Regions from separate parts of the Homo sapiens genome. Here region 2 is linked to region 1. A link is a contact called in ENCODE Hi-C data. All regions are on one chromosome and are shown on one strand. Each heading gives the region's core, a stretch centred on a gene start or an enhancer-like site at or near the end of the contact. The rest is flanking DNA. Distances are from core to core; before and after follow the strand shown. Region 1 has its middle 56 kb from the start of PAK3. Region 2 holds the start of PAK3 (p21 (RAC1) activated kinase 3).

What was found. A loop is a pair of places that touch in the nucleus more often than their neighbours do. Pooled maps may share reads with other maps.
Region 2: a map of CD4-positive, alpha-beta T cell shows a loop between it and region 1 (10-fold over the local background). The contact joins the promoter of PAK3 here to the enhancer-like site in region 1. A Hi-C loop is called at or near these places in 3 of 168 maps with a recorded cell type or tissue (CD4-positive, alpha-beta T cell, PC-3 and mammary epithelial cell), 1 of 37 single-sample maps with no recorded cell type and 9 of 50 pooled maps.

Annotation. Positions count from the first base shown.
Region 1 is chrX:111,036,864-111,043,789 of GRCh38, reverse strand. It overlaps a transcript of PAK3 not described here. Among named protein-coding and RNA genes, the nearest start is that of PAK3, 56 kb to the left of the region's middle. Within about 2 kb of position 2,694, at least 3 of the 41 ENCODE cell types and tissues checked have a DNase peak (open chromatin) inside an H3K27ac peak, as active enhancers do; they include CD4-positive, alpha-beta T cell, PC-3 and mammary epithelial cell, where a contact is called at or near this core.
Region 2 is chrX:111,093,667-111,100,592 of GRCh38, reverse strand. PAK3 (p21 (RAC1) activated kinase 3) reads right to left here and starts at 4,402. Exons shown (of 18, transcript NM_002578.5): 1 at 4,178-4,402; 2 at 3,137-3,203; 3 at 2,909-3,018. RefSeq lists a silencer at 4,202-4,331.

The DNA.
Region 1 (6,926 bases), core at 1,445-3,944:
GGGCTCCAAATGATTATACCTGCAGAATAAGGGTAAACCACATATGAACCTTGGGGAGCAGCAGATTGCATTTATACTGTCTAGGAAAACTTAATTAGTAAACTTAAATTTACTCCAGACTAGCAATGCCTCAGGATTCTCACTAAAGCAAATACAAATTCTCTCTCTGAAGAAAGATAACTTTATTCTGGGCTTCAAATCACTACTACAAATAGTTTTTCAAATACAACAACTAGCACATGAAGATAACCAGACACACAAGGAAATAAGAGACCATGACCAGGAGTCTAAAGAAAGAGCAAACAGCAGAAACAGACCCTCAAAGACTTCAGATGTTGGACATACCAGAGACAGACTATAAAATGATGCTTACTGTGTTTGAAGAAACGGAGTGAGACTGTCCTACAGTTTTATATTATCCATGAGCAGGGTAAAAGTATGATTTTAAGACTATGACATCCTCTGCTTACAGCTTTTAATTTTTTTTTTTTTTTTTGAGACAGGGTCTCATTCTATCACCCAGGCTGGAATGTAGTGGCACAATCATAACTCACTGCAGCCTCAAACTCCTGGGCTCTAGCAATCCTCCTGCCTCAGCTGCCTGAATGGCTTGGACTACAGGTGTGTGCCATCACACCTGGCTAATCTTTTACATTTTTTTTTGTAGAGACAGGGTGTTGCTATGTTGCCCAGGCTAGTCTCGAACTCCTGGGCTCAAGTGATTCTCCCTCCTCAGCCTCACAAAAGTGCTGGGATTACAGGCGTGAGCCACCACCCCTGGCCTTCAGCTTTTAACTCTTGAATGTTTACTAATCTCTACTGTCTGGCTGTCCCGTGAGTGAAGTATGGAGTGGTCATGTGGCTGCTCACCTCAGCCCCCAAAGAAATCATGACTGATTCAAAAGAAATCAGAACATGAGGGGAAAGGGACATAAAACAGATGCAGCCTTGCCTTTATAGTTTAATTTGCTAAGACCTGGGAAGTGAGAAGATGAAAGTGTAGATGTAGGCACAGGCAGAGGCATGGGCAGAGCCTGGGCAAAGGCAAGGGCAGGGCAAAATAAAAGACAGACATCACAAATTTGTTTTTTGGACACTTGGCCATTCAATGAATTCACTTTTGGATCATTGGATTTTGGTCAGTTAGTCTAGAGCCATTTGATATGTGGTTGCCGCATGTGGATTTCCCCTGTCTCTTGTGCCAGGAACTTGGAACACGGCACAAGAAAAGTAGGATGGCGAGCAGGGCTGGCCTTGTGGGTGTGCAACATAGCCTGTGCCGTGGTACAGGGCCCCAACTCTGAAGAGCCCTATCCTTGGTTTAATGCTCTACTCTCACTGTCTTGAAATTAACTATTTCAGCAAGAGGCCTCACATTTCTGTTTTTCACTGGGCTCTAAAAATGACACAGCCTGTCCTGAGGGCTGCAGTGGTGAGTGGGTGGGCAGCAGGAGATGGTGTGGATAAGACCAATGGTCACTCACTGAGTTTTGCCAACCTAATGGCTCATGAAGGCTCCAAGGCTAAGGCTAAATGAATGTCCAGGGACACCATATGCAGCCCATGAGTGGAAGTGGCAATGGAGGTACAGGGTATCAATCAAGAACTATTCGAGGGTACCACACATCTCTCCAGCACTTACTATATACCAGGCACCGGGTTAAACCCTGTGCATATAATGTCTAATTAATTTCTTATTATGAGCAGGGCACTGTGGAAAAACAGAAAAACACTTTAAAAGTCCCCTTTTGGGGAGAAGCTTACTGTCTAGACAGAGACATCTATTTGTTGAATAGAGACACATATATATGCAGTAATAAAGAAATATATATGCAGTAATAAAGACACACATATATAAAAAAGTATATATATGCAGTAATAAAACAACATACAAGGCAGTGTGTGTTTAAGTGTCAAATGCATGACAGATCTGAGTAGTAATACAATCTCAATTCAGAGAATGGAATTCCACTGAGTTGGGGTGGTCCAATAAAGTTTATTGAAGAAACTGAGGCTTAAGACAGGTCTTGAAGGAAAGGCAAGTCCTGGATACATGGGCGATGGTATCAGGAAGTCCAAGCAAGGAGAATGGTATGGAAGAGAGGTGGGAAGTAGAAACACCTGCAGTGTAACAGGGAGTGGAGGTAGGATGAGGTTGAACCATCTTGCTGAAGTAGAAGGCACAGGGGGTACAGTGAGGGAGGCAGCTACAGCTTCTGAAAAAAGGAGTCTGTGGAAGGCCACAAATGCCATGATTTGCACTTGATCTATAGATACTGGGGAAAAGAAGCAAAGCTTTTGGGCAGAGGGGTGGCACAGTGAAGGAGTGTTTGGGGAAGCTAAACCTGGTGGCAAAGACAGGTGGTACTGAGTGAGGCAATCTCTGCCCCAGGAGAGTTCAGACTGTCTCTATATGGCCAAATTGTGCCCCAAACACTCCCCCAGGACTGTCCCTAAGGACTACCAAGAGGGCAAAGTGAGAGCAATTTTGCATCCCAAGCCCTCTCTTCTCCTCATCCCTTCCCAGCAAGGGCTTGTCTGGACCCCAGCTTTTGCCTCAGTGCCTACGCAAACACTAATAAGTGCCAAAGTGTTGCCATAGAAACCATTGCTTCATTTCTCTCAGAGAATGCTCTGCAACCGCAAGGCTTCCTGCTTTGGGAAGCTTTTAGCAAATATTTGAAGAAAGTGGCAAATGCGTCAGCCAGGAGTGTATGTGTTGAATTGGCTGCTGTGATGGGGGCTGGAAGAAAGGAGCTATATCGTGATACAGGGTCCACTGAGGAACTGACTCAGCTCTGGGAGGCCACTGGAAAACAATTACCTTTTAAAGCCACAGTGCCTTTAGTTAATAGGCTGGGTTCCTAACAATGCTTTACCCCATTTCACTACCACTGGATTATACCCTAGGGCCTGATAGTTTCAATCTCGACTACCCCCACCCAGGAAACCGCCAGTGTTACTCTGAACTTCCCTCTGGTACAGCTTGTAATAATGGGCTAAAGACTGGTAGAATCAAGTGGAACACAAGAGGGCTGAGAGTTGCAGAGGAAAACCCATAATGATAATAACTAGAAATAAATCTTAGTTTGTTCTGTGAAGGGCACTATACTAAACACTTTATGGGGGTTTCCTTATTTAATTCTGACAATATCCTGCACGGTTGGTCCTATGAGCCTCAAGAGGCCAAGTGATTTACCTAGACACTCACAGGGATAGGTGGTCAAGCTGGGAGTGTGAACCATGATTTGTCATACATTCTTAACCACTCTGTCATACTGCTTTTCTTTTTCCTTTTTTAAATAGTGGTTTTATTAGGAAATATAGTATGCATTGAAAAGTATATAAAATGTATCTATATTTTCTTAAAGTTATATTTGTCTGTTTCCAGTAATTGATGCATTATGATGATAATGATTAAAATAGTTAATATTTACTGGGCACTTAGTTTTTGCCAAGAGTGCTAAGTGCTTTACCTACATTCTGTATAATGTAATTGTCACAACAACCCAATGAATCAGGGGCTTTTATTAGTATCTGTAATTTAGAGAAGGGGAAATCGAAGCTTGGTGAGTTTAAGTAACTCATTCGGTGGAACTTGGCTAAGCCAGGACATGAACCCAAGTCTCTCCGATTCCAAGGCCATACTTGCAGTTGCTGAGTGGCAGTCTCTCTGGAACCAGGTTGAGTCTTCTTCTTCAGGGAAACCTCCACCTTCTACTTCTCTGATGGTGTCTTGGAGACATTTTTTTTTCTTTCTTTCTTTTTGATTCTTCTTTTTTTTTTTTTTTTTTTGCTCCATCTACTTTTCCCAGAGTGGTTAAAATACTCCAGGGCCTCAGCCATTCTCTAACATGCAGGAAATCCCCTGGCTTTTCAGGGTTGGCAGACTTGCCTCAGCCAAGACCCTAGGAATTATGTGCCTCACAGGACCCCTTCTGAGCTTGGGCCTCTGCTTGAGGGAAATTCCTTCACCTATGTGCTCACACCTTGCCTTGCCTTCCCGGTTTGGATTTCAGCCTAGGGCGGGGCTGGGAATACTGAAACTCCTCCAATCATTCAGGAGGCTGCATCTGTGTGGGCTACAATCTAGTCTGATTCTCCAAGTAAAAAATCATTTCTGCCCTAGTTCTTTCACTGCCCTTTGTCTACATGGTCTATTAAAGCATTAGCCTGGTCTGCTGAGCTTAGAGTAACTCCAGCACTCTTTCTATCAGTCCATCACTGAGAAACCTCACCTGGAGGCAGACTTCTTCTGGTCTTTAGTGAGAGTGACAGGTGGTGGAGGGTGGATGAATGGATGCTATTCTCTGCCCAAATAAGAGGCTAAAGTCAAATGGCAGATGCAAGTACAGCTAGGTCAGATATAAAACTGACTAGCTGATGGCATTCTTTTTATGACATGATAATTCCTCTCATTTAATAGCATCAGGGACCTCACAAATGAGGAGACTGTAAGTCAGCAAGTGACATCCAGCACACGAATGAAACAGTTTCACCAAAAGCCTCTTGTCAATCAAATTTGGCTAAGATCTGACAAAAAGGCAGAAAGTAAAACTGGCTTTCAAAGTAATAGCTGCTTTGTGAGCAAGGGAAGGGTGGCAGGTTTAAGCTGCCCTTCATACCTGTGAATTGTATTGATCAATTTTAAAATGTCATCCAAGAAAACATAAGTGTAAATGAGGGTGACAGCAGCAGAGGAGGAAAAATATCTACTGAAAAGTTATGGCTTAAGTTGGGTCTAAGTCTGCCATGGTGACCTTGGAAAGCAAGTCATAGAACTTTTGATCAGGAAGTGATGATCAAGTTTATCTTGTCCAATCCTCTCTTGGTACTTGAATATATTTAATACCTCCAGCCTCTGATGATGTCCTGAGAGTGAAAGGAAACTCACTACCCATCAAAGAACTCCCTCCAATTCTTAATTAGCTCTTATTTTTATCTATTTTGTTATTTAAAACTCTTATATTGTGCTTTACATATGTCAGATACTGATCTAAGCAAATTATAAACATTAAAGATTTAATCTTCATAACAATCCTATGATGTAGATACTATTATTATCCTCATGTCACAGGTAAGAAAACTAAGTGTCAGAGAGGCTAAAATACTTGCCTAAGGTCAACACAGCTAGTAAATGACAGAGTCAGGATTCTGACCTGGGCAATGTGGCTTCTGACACTATGCATTTAACCACTACACTGTGAAAAGCTCTTTTACTGGGTAAAACCTGTCTACCTCCTTATAAACTGCACCCACCTTAGTACCTACTCTTCCTGGAGTCCCATACACCTCATTATACTTAACCTCAGAAGGGATTTTATCATGCTTGACTGCAAGGTAGATTCAAGGGCTGAAGCCATTGCTTCTGTAAGAAGGGTGGGGATGGTATCCCAGCCCAGGTGAGCAGAGGATGGCAGGACACTTACTGTCAAAGTACCAGGTCCACAAAAGAAAAGGAACTTCTCCAAAGTCACAGGGTGATAATAGAATTTGAACGTGAATCTATTTGTTGGGACTTCACATTCAATGCCCTTTATGCTATAGTCCCTGATACTAACCTGATCCTTGCTTCCTGCCCCCAACATATAATACATTGTTGTTGATAATAATTGTAGCTACCATTAAATGAGTGCTTATTTATTCCATGCCTGATGCTTTGCATACATTATTTCACTTAACCCTCAGAATCACCCCTACCCTGTGAGTTTGGGGCTACTATCATCTTCATTTCACATATATAAAGGTTGAAGCATAGGGAGGTCAAATAATTTGTCAACATCCAAACAGCCAGTAAATTGCAGAATTGGATTTGAACTCTCATCTTTTTGTCACTAAAGCCTGGGATTGTAATCACTATGTTGCAAGCCTCTCCATAATATTCACAAGAAACCTGGGGAACCTTATGAGCCCCTTCATGAAAGGGAAATTATTAGTGTTAAAGGTCTATGAATACCTATAGATACCCTGTTCCTGATATAATCAGGTTTTTTAAATATTGAAAATGAAGAGTTCAAGAGAAAAAAGAAGATAGTTTGCCTCATAACTGAGGTGATGAGACATGAAGCTATAACTGATAATACATGGTTCTTGGGGAGAGATTCATGCATGCTTTAATTTTACAACAAACTTTTCATCAGCATGTACTATGTAACAGGCACTATACTAGGAATACAGTTGGGCTTCACTGTCTGCTACTTGATGGGCTCGATTTAGTTTCTTGCCAGGGTTACGCTGAGTCTCTATAATTAAATGGAAGAGAATATTCATGCTATTTCTGCCCAGAACTGAAACACTTGCTTTTCTTTGAGTGGTAAAGCCACAATACCAAGGAGAGACCACTTTTTGAATGAACAAGGAATGTGAGAAGGCTAAAAAAGCCATTCACACCAACCCAAACAAATCCCAAAAGGAAATCCTCTCAATTTCAAACTATTTGTAGGGAGTCAGTAAGCTTTAAAAAATAGTCACCACAACATGAGAGAGGGTTGATGGCCTTCATATATAAAGAGCTTATAAATTTGTTAAGAAAAATACTAAGACTTGGCTGGGTGCAGTGGCTCATGACTGTAATCCCAGCACTTTGAGAGGCTGAGGTGAGCAGATCACTTGAGGTCAGCAGTTTGAGATCAGCTTGGCCAACATGGTGAAACTCTGTCCCTATTAAAAATACAAAAGCTAGCCGGGCATGGTGGTGCAAGCCTGTAATCCCGACTGCTCGGGAGGCTGGGACGGGAGAATCACTTGAACCTCGGAGGCAGAGGTTGCAATGAGGAGAGATCATGCCACTGCACTCCTGCCTGGGTGACAGAGCGAGACTCTGGCTCAAAAACAAACAAACAAACAAAACCTAAGACTCTAATGGTTAAATGGGCAAAAGATTCAAACAATATCTAAAGGAGGAATTGTAAATTGCTAATGAGTAT
Region 2 (6,926 bases), core at 3,153-5,652, 55 kb before region 1:
GTTGTGGGGAGCTGACTCCCTCTGTGAACCCCCAGCCCCATCCATATATGCAAGGAGAAGGACTTGCAGGAAACGGTGGCTGGCTGAGTTTCTCTGTCAGGCTGGTTGGAAGGACTGGGAGCCTTCTCCACAAGGAGTAACCGCTGCACAAGGGCACTGGTGACCAGGCTGGGACCGGGGATGCATGGGGAGCTCTTAAAATTGTCCCCATTAAGGTCACTAGAGGGCACTGTTGTGCTGATTGTTAAGGATAGTGTTTCTTTTAGGGTGCTGAATTCCAAAAAGTGCCTGGGGCTCACAGTGAGATATGGGAGGAGGGCACGAAGGAGAAGGATATACGCCCTAAGCCAGGCCCTTCCTTCACCTTCATCCCAAGACTTTCTGTTTTGAGATTGAGTTAGGGAGTAAGGGCCACTAGTGAATATACGCCACCCACCCATCCACTCAGGTCTGTGAGACCCAGCCACACAGAACCTTTCAGGGGCTTGGTTATAGGGTCCCTAGCAGATTATTAACTTGGACTTCTCTTTTCCCTCCTGTTCCCCATTCACATGAAGTAAAAGTAAAGCCACACTGTTGAAAGAGATGAAATATATGTGGTTGTGGGGTTGTTTTGTATTGTTTTCCCTAAAACTGGAGGGCATACAAAAAAAGAAGGGGTAATTTTTCTGACAGGGGAAGAAGAGGGCTATACTTTAGTGGACCTGTCTTCATTACCAAGAATAAATGGACCACCTTATAGAACAACTAGTGCCAAGTTCATCGTTTGAAAGACAAGGAAACTGAGGCCTAGAGAGGGGCAAACACACTGTCTGGGACCCCCAAACACAACAGGGGTCCCAGACTGTCACTGTCTGGGACAGTGTGTTTGGGGGTCCCAGACCAGGCCCTAGCCCTCCATAACACTTGACTTCTGACTCCCAGGGTTCATTCCACCCCAGTTCCTGGTCCTTTGGCCCCTAAAAAACTTCACTCTCCAAATTCAGCCCCCTCCAACCTCAAAGAAAAACTCTGGCCTCCCTCTCCACCATGTGGGTTCCAAGGCCATCCTATTCCATCTCAGCAATCAGGCCTCTCTGTGACTACACCTTTCTAATGATTTCCTCTTCCCACCAGTAAATTGTTACTCTCTTTCCAGTTTTCAAGGTCCATCTCCCCATTATGTTTCCCAGACTTAGACCCAGCTGTAGCTGCACCGTTTTGCTCCTCATTGCATCCCCTGGGTTTAGCACAGATTGCTCCAACCTGCAGATAACTGACCAAATGTGGAAATCAGACACAGATCTATTGCACTGATTAACATTTCCAATTAAACCCCCGGTTAGGCTGTGTGTATTAGTGACTCAAATAATCACCGCGTAGGTAAATGCAAATGCCTTCCAAAGCCACAGAGCGCGGTAGGAAGCGACGCATATCTGGGAGGAAATGGAAATAGACTGCCACACCCGGAGGTTCATTTGGTTCTCCGGTAACCCTAAATGAGATTTTAAATGTGTGGCTATTATTTGATCCGAGGCTGAAGCATCACACCTGAAATGGAGGACTCGGGTCCTGCGCGTCGCTGCAGGCCCTTTTCCGCCCCCTGCTGGAGAAGCTGTGTAGTGCCGACTTGGCAGACGAGTCCATTCCAGGCCCTGCAGAGGGAAACGCCTAGCCCCCGGCAGGTGGGGGTGGGGGTGGGGGACGCGTAGCGGAGGCTTAAGTACGCCCCAGATGCCTAGAACGCTGCACTTACCTTCCGAAGTAAAGGTTTTACACAGTTCCCTGCGCACACAGGGTCCCCAGGGATCCTGAGAAGGAGGGCTTTTTTTCTTTTTTTTTTTTGAGCAGGGGTCCCAGACCAGGCCCCAGCCCACCCATGTAAAAGCAGTCAACCTACCTGTCTAGGCCAGATTGATAGCGCCTCCACTTCCCTTTGAGGCACCGTCCTTCCCCACTGCCCTCTCCTTACCCAGGAGGAAAGAGCCAGTTGTTGAGGCTGCTGCTCATTGAGTTTCTTGTTCTCTTGGTTAAAGCTACTGGTTCCTGAAGGTGGGTTACGTGGGTGGGGATGCTGTTGATTTTAAATATCTAGAATCATCCTTCTAATTCTTGGCTGAGCTACAGCTGCCTCAACCTCCAGAGTTGCCTATCTCACCAGAGAATTCAGGGCTTTTGGGTTGTTGGTAAGGCCACGACTTTTCTTCTCTCTCTCTCTAGTTTGCTCCTGCCTTCCTGCCTACTACATCTGATCTGTACACCTGATTTTTTTTTTTTTTTTTGCCTTGGCCACCTTCTTTAACCTTAATTTAGTAGCTTAGTCTCTGAACACATAATAGCAAACTCTCGGATGTCAGCACCTTCCCATCCCTGCAGTTCTTTTTATTTCTCGTTTCCCTCACCTGGTATGTCCACCACTCACCCTCTCCCAAGACCTCAGCAAACTTGTTTGCCCTATATACCATTTCCACCTCTGACCAGGAAATTCTGCAACCTGTGGGAATGGTTAGCTGGTGAGAATGTCCCTAGGGTCCTGTGTCCCCTAGCTTATAACCCTATTGCATGTGAACCTCCTTTTCCTGTCAGATCTCTCCTACAAGGCCCAGCTGCCTGTCCGGAGACTTGCAGGGTCAGCTCCTTGACATCCTAAGGTCTCTCTGACCTCAGGATTCTCAGCTGTCAGCTCTTGCCCAGGCTACCTCCTAGTCTCTTCCCATTTTGCTTCTTGCATGGGCTGGGGGATATGACACTTGTATCCAGAAACAGAGGCTTACAAATGGCTCTCTCTCCAAGCCTCTGCCTGTTAGTCATTCATTACCATATCAAGTCTTTTTGCCCAAAGTTGCCCCTGATTGGAGGCCTCAAGTACCAAATCACAGATCTTGCCCAATTATAATTTTGCAAATGGCCCAGTGAAAACCGCACTGACCTTTACACCTTGCTCATCCCAGAACAGGGCCACGGTGTTGTCACCAACAGGAATGGACCTCCTTCTGTTCCAATACCTCAGACAGCCATACACTTGGCCTGGATTTGAGTCTGCAAAACCATGAGGGGAGCAAGACTAACATGGCTAAAGGCTTCCCTGCTGAAAGCCGTTTTTTAAAAATAGCACTGCAACCGCCCCCATCATGCTTCCCAAAGCCAAGCCACTCACCCTTCTCTCCTTCGCTTCTACAGACCAACAGCCCAGAACCCTCAAGTCTAGAATCTGGAACTGGATTCTGAAAGGTGGGACCAAAAAAAAAAAAAAAAACAAGTGGGGCCTCTATCTCTCTCCTTGCCTGCATCCCCCTCTTCCCACCATCCCCCACCCCACCCCACCCCTTAACCACCACCTAGGGAAGGAAAACTTGCCAGAGTAAGAATCTAAAATGTTCAGTTCACCCAAAAGTGCGGCAGTAATCTTGCCAGAGCCAGTTCACAAACTGAGGGCAATGTCCCCCAGCGAGCTAAGGGGAACAGGAGAGAAGGAGAGGCAGTGGACCCAATGACACTGCTCCCCAGACAAAGAGAGGGCCAATCCAGGGACCCTGAGCTTTCTGGGGGCGTTATTGCATCATTCCAATCCCCACAGGAGAAGAAAAGGGTCCCCCTGTTATTACCATCCCCCCACCAAAAAAAGGGGAGGGGGATAAAGAAAAATAAAAGAAAGAGGGGAAGGCGCCCGTTTAAGAAAATCGTCACTTTTTCTCTTTCCTCGTGTGTGTGTGTGTGTGTGTGTGTGTGTGTGTGTGTGTGTGTAAGGGGCGGGGGGGTTCTACCCCGGACTTGGCCAGACCGTGGCCACACCCCCTCCCCTTTTCTAGGGAACTGCTGTCACAGCTACTGGGGCTGGGTAGGGGGGCGGGCGGGGGGGTGAAAGGGAAGACTTACAGGCTGACGTAGCTTTCAAGGCGGGTTTTGCCTCAAGCGGCCCAGGCCCCAGTAAACGAGTCTAGGGTTTGACCAAGCGAAGGAGCCCCGGCCCTCTGGGAACGGCCCTGACACACCCACTTGTCCGCGAACTGGGATCATGCAAACTGCTCGCTTGGTCTCAGGGCTCCGGGGAGCCACGTAGGAGACTCGAGGCTGGGGCACAAACAGGACAGGAGGGGGGTCCGGAAAGGCAGAACATCTGCCCAGCAGCCTTAAAGCATCATCCAACAGCCACCCCCTCCCCCGCGGTAGCCCGGGTGCAGTTAGTCGCGGGATTTACCTGCCACGGATCCAGCCACCCCGTCAAGACCTTTCCTCTACCTCCGAGCGCTCCAGCTGGCGGGGCTGGGGAGCCGCAGCCCCGCGGCCGCAGCCGCAGCCCCGGGCCCAGCCCGCTCCCCCTGGCTCTTCTCCCGCCCCCGCACACTGGCTCGAGGCGGGGAAAAGCTGCAGCCCCCAGTGCGAGATCCCAGACGGTTAGCTGGCACAGCTGCCCGCCCGCGGTAGAGCCCCTGCTCGGCAACCGCTCCCTAGCCCTTCTCTGCTATTACGTCACCCGAGCTCTGCACCTTACCTAGGCCAATCAGATGGTGAGCATAAAACTAAAATCGCCCTGAGTGGGCTACTGGGGACCAATCTTTTGTTTCCAGGCAGGAAGCGCCTGGGAGGGGGAAAAAACTGAAGGGGAGGGAACATGGAGAGGGAAAGGGAAAGGAGATGGAAACTTCTACACTGTCAGGGTTGTCTAGACAGAGGTGGGGCCATCAAAAAAGAGGGGCACCTGACAGGATGGAGAGGAGGGGAGAGTTCATGTATCTTCCTTAATTGCTCCCCTCAGGAGAATTGAGATTTCAGATGAATTTTCAGGGGACGAAATCTGTACAGCTACACGGGCACACTTTATTCGGGGGAAAAAACGGTTTCGATTTGGGACACCACCTGTCAGCCAGGCAGGTTAAACTGACGGAATCTCTAAAATACACAGAAAACTAAGAGAGACAGATGTGGCAGTGGAATTCAAAGAGATGGCAGTCTAGATCGGGAAACTACTTTTCTGCATATGAAGCACACACATTCCAAAAAGCAAGGAATTATACAAAAAATAAAAATAACTCTACTTCAAATGGAGCTTAAATGCGATTCTCTCTGTCCATCCTTTCCCTTAAACCTTCAAAGCTTTCTCTTGTCTTTAGGATACGGTTCAAATTTTTGCAGATGGCCAAAGCTTTATAAAATCTAACTCCAAAAATAATCTCTTGCTACTCCAAAATCCATACTCCCCATGATTTGGCTAGATTATGTAAATTATGGTGAATCCCAGCAAGGCGACAGTAAGCTGCCATAAAAAGTCAAATAATACAAAACAATAAGGACATTCAAATTATAATGATGTAAAATATGCCTACAGAAAACGATCAGAAGAGGACATAAAATTGTAACCGTTGGGTTAAACTAGTAGTATTATGAGTAACTTTTTCTTTCTACTTTCAAATTTATTTTCATAAAGATAAATATATCCTCACATACTTAAATGGCCAAAATAGATCATGACCCTTCCCAGTGAACTTTTATTCAATTTTCTCCACACTGTGTAACATCCAGCAATAATTTCTCCATAATGCCAACAAAATAGGTTTCAAGAACAAGAGTGAACTAATATATCTGCCCAGGTCCTTTTAGTAAAAGTCGTACAAAAGAGCTACAGATGACCACACGCGGTGGCTCACACCTGTAATCCCAGCACTTTGGGAAGCCCAGGCGGGCGGATCACCTGAGGTCAGGAGTTCAAGACCAGTCTGACCAATATGATGAAACCCCGTCTCTACTAAAAATACAAAAATTAACTGGGCATGGTGGCATGCGCCTGTAATCCCAGCTACTTGGGAGGCTGAGACAGGAGAATCACTTGAACCCAGGAGGTGGAGGTTGCAGTGAGCCGAGATTGCGCCACTGCACTCCAGTCTGGGCAACAAGAGCAAAACTCCGTCTCCAAAAAAAAAAAAAAAAAAAAAAAAAGAGCTACAGATTCGCCAGACAAAACATCTCAGGCAGTTGAAGAATGGGATGCCTCTTTTGGACTGATTCATTTTAAATTGTGATGATACAGGGAATTGAGAAAAACAACAACAATGATCCACTCTATGCCAAAACAAGAAAGAGGGAGGCAAAGACTAAGTAAACGATGTAATCCAGACCATTTTTAAGGGTCAGTTTGCATTTTATTTTCCTAAATTCAAAATATATATATTAATGCATATATGAGTATTACATTAACATTGTAGAAAGTGGTAGAGCTGGGATTTGTATCGAAATGAGTCCAAAGTCCATGCTTTTTCTAATATGATACAGTTTACTACTGCTAAGAATTAAATGTGGTATTACTGGTTTTGTTAAAATACATACTTGCTTTAAAAGAAACAGACTATATAAGATTGGCATTTTTAAAAAATCAGGCATTTTTAAAAATAGCTTTTTTGGTGTCGTGGTTGTCTTTAATGCAAAAATATACAACACTCTTTCTCAAATCCTTCATTAATAAGTTGGAATCAGGATGGTTCTGACTCCAGTGATTTTACAGATATCTTTTTAACTAACTTTGGAGTTAAAAAAAAAAAGCAACCACATCCCACTGGTTTTTTTCTACACCATGGTAAAAATAATCTAAAAAAATCACAAATCAAAATGAATGTAATTTATTCAATGTTAACATCTCTGATTTGTAAAATGCATTTATTTGGGTTAAACAAGAACCTTTTTTAAGAAATAGAAAAATATAACTGGATTTTCCTGGCTAATGATTTAACTTGGGTCTTCTAGGCTATTGATTTAACTTGTAATGAGAAGGTATTTGATTTCACTCTAATCCTCCCATATACCTCAGCTATAACTCAGAGCTATTTATGCAGTCACCACACATGGTTATTTAAACATTTCATGGGTGTATTTCCTTTCTCCCTAGTGATTGTAGAAAGTAGCATGTGGACAAAATCCTATTAGGTGACTGACAAAGCATAGTGATGTCATAGAAA